Linked DNA regions of Homo sapiens: region 2 is linked to region 1. A link is a contact called in ENCODE Hi-C or POLR2A ChIA-PET data. All regions are on one chromosome and are shown on one strand. Each heading gives the region's core, a stretch centred on a gene start or an enhancer-like site at or near the end of the contact. The rest is flanking DNA. Distances are from core to core; before and after follow the strand shown.

Region 1 (3,811 bases), core at 749-3,248:
TTGGCAAGGTCTAGAGATACTTATGGTTGCCACAAATGGGAGGTGGGTGCTACTGGCATCTAGTGGGTAGAGTCCAGGCATGCTGCTAAACATCCTACAATGTACAGGACGCACCTGACACTCCCCAATAGTAAAGAATTATCCAGCATAAAATGTCAACAGTCCTCAGCCTGAAAAACGCTGACCCGAAATATTCCAGGCATTGCAATCACAAGGTCTCCAGAAGCATCAACCCTGCCCTATCATTCTGTCATACTGCCTGCTATGGAAAAGAGGAAGCTCCTGATTCCTGGATTGATTGAAGCAAAAGTATGATTGATATAATAATTTAATTTGCATTTATATCTCTGTTAACTAAAAATCACTGAATAAGTATGTCCAGCAACAGTGGAAACATTTCTTCTCAATTACTATGCTATAGTTTCAAGCTAATAGCTTCTGGTAGAAAAGAACAAATCACAAAGGAATCTCAGTGTGTGTTTCTTTATCTCTCACAAGTGGGAATGTAGTCAGTCAATACAGTACTTTCTATTGGAAGATTCTAACGCAGCACATTAATTTTCCTCTAGGACATTAGTCACCTGTGGCACTCTGCAAAACAAACAAACAAACAAAAAACAAGACATATGTGTGATAAAATGCATGTGGGTAAAGAAGCATCTATACCCTGTTCTTAGAGATTACCAATGCACATTTTCACACCAGGGGCTCTGAGACAAAAACATTTGCTTAACTTTGTTCCGCTCAGTTTTCCACCCTAGTGTGATCCATATATCAGGCCAGGCGCGTTGGCTCACACCTGTAATCCCAGCACTTTGGGAGGCCTAGACGGGTGGATCACCTGAGGTCAGGAGTTCGAGACCAGCCTGGCCAACATGGTGAAACCCCGTTTCTATTAAAAATACAAAAAATTAGCTGGGTGTGGTGGCGCATGCCTGTAATCCCAGGTGCTTGGGAGACTGAGGAAGGAGAATCGTTTGAACCCAGGAGGCAGAGGTTGCAGGGAGCCTAGATTGCACCACTGCACTCCAGCCTGGGTGGCAGAGTGAGACTCTGTCTCAAAAAAAAAATTCCACATATTATTGTTACCATCCTGTGCAGCAAGTGTTAGGTGGAACACATTTTGGAAAACATCTCATTGAAGTTGGCAAAAACCTCAACATTGAACCATAGAACTTGAATTATAGTTTCTCACAGTGTAATCAGAGCTGCTCTGGGACACTAAATAGCAAAGAAGCACAACATAGCCCCCTTAACTTGAGAAGTGTTGGTAGGAAGAGCACAGCTTCTGCTGGTTTCTGTTGCAGTAACATGGACCCGAGGACTAGCCAGACCACACTTCCCGTTGGCATAAAAGACAAATGAAGGAACTTGTCTTTTCTGCCTTATCACCTTGGACTGGATACAACAGTACTGACCTCAATATATTTAAACACTAGGCAGAAAATTATTATTTTCTCACAAGCAATAAGGCTAATTTAAACTTTTGCAGGACAAAGAAAGAAAAAACCCCAACAAATAGTGACTCTGAATATCCTTAAGCAAGCAAAGTAAGAGAGCATTTGCAAGAGACCAAAGGAGCAGGTACTCGGTACCCGGTACCCTCTTTCTCCCCACCCACTTCCCAACCAGTCCCTAATCCTCTCTAATCCCTTATATCCCTAAGTCATAGACCCAGCTGTTCATTTTTAAAATTCTGTGATACCTATGGATTTAGCTGTATTGCAGAGGACTGAATTCTGAAAAGGATCTGTACTTCCTAGAAACCTCAGCCCAACCACCTTTGCTTAAGACATGCAGACTTGTTATTATTTTTTTTATTTTTTATTTTTATTTTTATTTTTTTGACAGGGGACTGGCCATCAGCAAGGTACTCTGGTGTCTAGAGCAGCCTTCAGGACATTGATCTTTAGAGCTGGCCATTACTCTGTGACCTGCACAGTCTGAAGAGGTTTGGCTGGGCACGGGGTGAGGACATGCACACCCAGAAGCAATGTAGCAGCAACAACGCTGCCATCTGTTCCTCTAGCTCTAGGGCTCCCTCTGCGCTTTCACCTTGAGATGAAAGGGCTATCATCCTCCCACCCTGTGAATCACACATACATGCCTGTTTGGTCCTCCATTCTCCCACCCACCACCACCATGAACAGAGAGGAGAAGACGGGAAGAAAAGAGAAATCCGTCTCCTTCCTCCCTCTCTACAAGCCAGCACTATGGATATAAAAGCACAAGACTCCCTGTGTTTTTTGTTTGTGAAAAGTCTCCAGATACCTCCTACATATTTTCAAGACCCTCTGGAAAAAAAGCTTGACCCTCCTATACCTGGGCCCCGTTTGCAAGAAGGAAAACAGAGAATTTTAAAATATCACAGAATTTTAAAACACAGGGAGACTGAATGACCTGTCCGAGCCCAGTTGGTTTGGAGGCTACTGGAACTGAAACTTAAGAGCCTGATTCCCAGGGGCGCTCTGTTTTCCTAACCCTCTCCAGAGGCTGCTAATTCCTTCTCTCTGGTAAACACTGCCAGGAATTGCACTCTTAGATTTCTGCAATAAAAATAAGCCATACTTGCTTTCTAAAATCATGGTGGAAATTCTCCCAGTTAAATCTGACTGCGATTTAGGCTATGATATTTTCAAAGCAAATTTGTACCATTTTATTATGGCTAATTATGTATTTGGAGTTAGCAATGCACGCTGACCCATCTGTCATAATTATGGCTTAAAAGCAAAATGTCATTCCTGTCTGGTCCTCAACTCTTGTTTATAAAACCAGGGGTGCATTTTGGAACCATCAACAATGTTAAGAGGAGAGCACAGGGACTATACAACTGTTCCAACTTCATTCTGAGCAGTTGCTTTTTTTAAAGAGGTGATTATTCACGTTGGCATGAGATTAAACATTCTTCTGGAAATAATTTGAATCTAAAAATGTTATATTCCTACCAATTTCTATATGATGTAATGTAATTCTTTAGCCAATACATACATGTTTCCAAAACTAACTCTGCCCTAGGACATTCCATACACACCCATACACACAGACACACACACACACACACACACACACACACACACACACAAATAATATATGACTTATCTGGTTATGCCTGACTTACATCACAGGTTATTCTATTAGATGTCGTCTTCCTAGAATTAAATTTGGGGTATAATGTCCACTATTATGAGGTGATACTTATATTCTAGAGATGCAAGTGCCACCCTACAATACAGTGTATCTCATCTAAATGGAGGACAGCAGGGAACAACTTTTAAACTATAGTTCTGAAAAATTCCAGGACTCTGCGGCACTATGTCAGGGGAGGCCTGCCCATCTGGCCTAAACCAGAGCAATCTCCCTTTTATCTGGTTTGTATATGGGCGTCTTCCAAGATGCTTGTTAAGTTTTCTTTTTCCAAAGAATAACTCTTCTATTATATGTTTCTTTACTTTTTATTTCTTGACTATAGATACTCTTTTTTGCTTTTTGTTTTGTTTTTGAGACGGAGTGTTGCTCTGTCACCCAGGCTAGAGTGTAGTGGCACAATCTTGGCTCACTGCAGCCTCAACCTCCCCAGCTCAAGCAATCCTCCTACCTCAGCCTCCCAAGCAGCTGGGACTATAGGCACGCACCACCATGCCCGGCTAATTTTTGTATTTTTGTAGTGATGGTGTCTCACTATGTTGCCCAGGCTGGTCTTGAACTCCTGGGCTCAAGCAGTCTACCAGCTTGGGCCTGGCCTGATACTCCTTTTTGTATAAGTTCTCCTTCTTTTGCCCTCTAGAAAAACTAAAAAAATTAACCTAGGCAT
Region 2 (3,811 bases), core at 615-3,114, 71 kb before region 1:
CACCCCATGGGAATGGGAGCCTGTCCCACCATCAGTGGCTCTAAAAGAGCCAGTCTGAGTGACCAGAGAATTCAGTCCATTCCAGAGGATGTTCCTATTCATCACTCACTCACTGATTCACTTGACTACTGTGAGTGGGCATCCACCACATGCCAGGAATGTGTAAGACTCAACAGACAGACAGCCTACAACTTGCATTCTACTGGAGGTGACAAACGTTAGATCATCAGAAGAGGAGACATATGATGGTGAATGGAGAAAAGTTCGAGGGAAACTAAAAGGCATGATGAACAACTGTGATAATTGTGCCTGATTTAATTCAGAGGATGTCTGAGCAAGTTACATTTAGACAGAGATGGAAGGGATAACTAAGACTTTACCCAGGTGAAGACTGCGAGGTCACATGCAGAGGCCACAGAGCCGGAAACACAGAGCATTGAGGTGGCTGTGTGGCTGGAGTGACCAAGCCAGGGAAGCAGGCAGGGCCTAATAGGCCACATCAAGGACTTCATGTGTTGTAAGTTACTGAAGTGTATTAAAGAGGAAATGATATGACTATGTTTTTGCTTTTATCCCATTACCATGGCTACAGGGCAGAGACTTGATTGCAGTTGCCCACGTGGATGTAGGAAGATGATAGGAGGCTGTTGTGATGGCTCAGGCAAGAGATAGCCTAGGATAGCTATCTTATTGGATAGCCTAGGAAGGAGTCACTGGAATTAGAAAAAAGTGAACACATCCCAGAAATAATTAAGAGCTATGATCAGCAGGATTTAGAGACTGACTGGATGTGAGAGGTGGTAGACAATGAGGTGTTCAGAATTACTTTTTTCATTCTGAGTGAAAGAGTGGATGTCAGGCCATTTACGGAGGAAGGAGACACAGAAGGTGGATCAGGTCTGGGAGGTGAATGATGAGTTTAGTTTTGGCCATCTTGAATCCGAGGTCCTCACAACACAGACTAGGGATATCAAGTAGGGGTCTGGTGCTTAGAAGGAAATCCTGTTGGAAATATAAACTTGGGTTGTATCAGCTGGTAGATGATAGTTGAAGCCAAGTGTGTGATGAAAATCCTCAAAAGAGGGAGTCCCAAAGCGAAGGCCTAGATAGCAACCCACAGGGATGTAACAGGTAGAGGTTGGGGAGAGGTGGAGGAGTAGCAAGGGAGAGAGAAGGAAAAACAGGAAGGCACAGTGAAACAGAAGCCAAGAGAAGAGGGCCTTAAATAAGAAGGACTGTTCAATTGGGTAAATATTCTTGGGATGCTAAGTAAGAGGAAATCTTTCAAGTAGCAACATGGAGGGTGTGGACCTTACAAGAGCAGTTTCAGTAAAGCAGTGAGCAACTTGAGAAGTTCCATGATGAGAGGTGAAACTACTAGTAGCCAGAGGAAAACATAAAGTCAAAGGAGTGTTTTCTAACATGGGAGGTGCTTCAGTATGCTTGACTGAGTAGAGGAAGGATCTAGTAATAAATGAAAACTGAGATCCATAAGAGAGAGGAGAGGATGTGGGATTCTGAGTAGGTGGGAGAACAGGACACATGCTAATCTTTAAAAAGCAGAGGGACATTTCTTCTATTGTAACAGGAGGAGCAACCCAGATAAAAGGTAGATTAGACGGTGGGAAGTTGGGGGCATTCCTGTCTGAGGGCTGCTGTTTTCTATATTAGGCTCCTAAGGCCAAATCATATAGTGGGGATGGGAGTAGGAAATTGAAAATGGAAAGGAGGAGACCTGGGGATACTAGAGGAGGAGTAAGTCTCTGGGTACAAAAGGAAAGTGAATATTCTAGACAAACATAATAGGATGGCTAAAGTGGTATGGAGGCCCCACTGAGGCTGCCAAGTTTGCAGTAGGGCAATGTGCCATGGTTGAATGGGAATCTGGTTATTAACTGCTCTATGACAGGCTAGATGGTTAGCCAGGGCAAGAGGGGCATTCTTCGGCTTTAAATTAGTTTCCTTGCATGAAGTTAAATGGTTTTGTAAGGCTCAAAAGTAAAATAACTTTTCCTCTGCTCTTACAATCAAGAAAATGTCAGAATACTACTACAAATCTCTCACGATCAGTGTAACAACAAAAATAAATTACCACAATGAATTATTTTAGAATACAAGCATTCCTTTATACTATTTCTGGTGGAACTAGGGGCAGGAGGTGAAGAGGGGTGGGGGCAGGAGGCCAAGACATGAATTGATTTGCATCAACAAGAATAATGTTTTTTTAAGAAATATATCCACCTTAAGTAAGCACAATGCTTTCCATTTTCCATAGAAAACATAAAACCAGTAGACCATTTGAAGATCTAGAAATAGTATTCCTTAGTTAGAATGCCAGAGCCTCAAGGGAATTCAAACTGACCCTGTCTATAATTGTGTGGGTTACAAGGAGTTAACTTTGTCCTGGAACAAGAGTGTAAACCTGACTTGTCAAAATTTGCATTATGTTTCCAATTATTTATCCTCCACCTTATTAATGTTTATAGTAACAGAGAGCTTGAGTCCTCTTCTTTTTTAATATCAGATTAATTATTCACTATACATTTAAAAACTTATACTATGCTGCCTTTCTATGTCACCTTTGTTTTTTCTTATTGCACACAGATGCAATTAAAAGCTCTTTCTGTATTCCAGAAGTCACGCACGACAGGAGGGAGAAGCTACATGCCTCTTGAAACTATTCATAGAATAGATCCAATCTCTCCTTGTTATTTTTCCTGGCATCTCTAGACACACAGACTTTCCTTAAAAATAACACTTGCGAAAGCTATGCTTAATAAATAAATTTGTCACTATGCTGACATATCCAAATCAGAATGCTTTAAAGACAAACAGAAAACTAAGACCATTGGAGTTTCTTCACGAGTTTCAATTCCCTGAGTCTCATCACATCCTCAGTCTTTGCACTTGTTCTTTTCCCTACAGGACAAAATGACATATTTTTCAAGTGTCCACAGCCTCCCAAGTGTAATTACTAATATTATATTAATCTGTACTCACAGTGTCACCAACACTTGATTTGCTTTCCTAAGAAGCTTCCCAAGTATGATTTCCCCAAGGTTAAAGAGTGGAAAAGAAGACACAAATGTAAGAAGCTTTGCCCGCTATGGCTGCCCAACGATTTCTAATTAGCCTGTGTATTTGAAAGATCTGAAGCATTGGTTTAATCTCTAATCAGAGAAGGAATTTCTCTTGTACCTTTAGAGAGGCTTGTGAATGAGCCAATCGCTTGTTTGGCTCCTAGGATACCAGAACTAACACCAGGGGGTGGAAAGCAAATGATCAAATTTATTTCCTTTAGCTATCAATTTGATTTCTATCCAGAAAAGTCTGTTGTTTAAAAAAGGAGGGGTGAGGGGAACTGTGGTTTGGAAAGGTTCTCATTTTAACCTCTGTAGGCTGTCTATGTAGATTGACATAAAACTCAAAAGTTAACAACATCTGTGGGGATGTGGTTAAAAAAACAGGGAGCTCAAAGGAGAAGAAGGTCATTCCCAGTTGTAATAATTTCAGACTCTAACTACTGGAAAGCACACAGTTAAAAGAAACAGCACACAGATCAAAAGGGACCACCCTGCTACCTTTTGGGTTTCAAAACCTGCAATTGTTCCTATCCACTTGTTTTCTTGTACTTCATGACTTAACACATAAAACGTGAAATGTGATAAGCCAATGGGTCAAAACCCAGTTCTTCCTCTAGATAGGTTACCCAGTAAGCTTTACAAGCCTGGTCTAACAAAAAAAAAAAAAAAAAAAAAAAAAAAAAAAGCCCTTCACAATAATTCACTTTAAAGTTTAGTATCAATTTACA

What was found. Hi-C counts contacts between places; a loop is a spot of excess contacts on that map. ChIA-PET counts read pairs that join two places held with the same protein, here RNA polymerase II (POLR2A). Pooled maps may share reads with other maps.
Region 2: a map of tibial artery shows a loop between it and region 1 (2.3-fold over the local background). The contact joins two enhancer-like sites. A Hi-C loop is called at or near these places in 2 of 168 maps with a recorded cell type or tissue (ascending aorta and tibial artery) and 1 of 50 pooled maps. POLR2A ChIA-PET finds 5 or more read pairs at or near these places in 2 of 52 experiments (WTC11 and activated naive CD8-positive, alpha-beta T cell).

What each region holds. Positions count from the first base shown.
Region 1 is chr6:13,024,943-13,028,753 of GRCh38, reverse strand. The region is part of intron 4 of PHACTR1 (phosphatase and actin regulator 1); the gene reads right to left. Among named protein-coding and RNA genes, the nearest start is that of TBC1D7, 300 kb to the left of the region's middle. Within about 2 kb of position 1,998, at least 2 of the 41 ENCODE cell types and tissues checked have a DNase peak (open chromatin) inside an H3K27ac peak, as active enhancers do.
Region 2 is chr6:13,095,707-13,099,517 of GRCh38, reverse strand. The region is part of intron 5 of PHACTR1 (phosphatase and actin regulator 1); the gene reads right to left. Among named protein-coding and RNA genes, the nearest start is that of TBC1D7, 230 kb to the left of the region's middle. Within about 2 kb of position 1,864, at least 2 of the 41 ENCODE cell types and tissues checked have a DNase peak (open chromatin) inside an H3K27ac peak, as active enhancers do.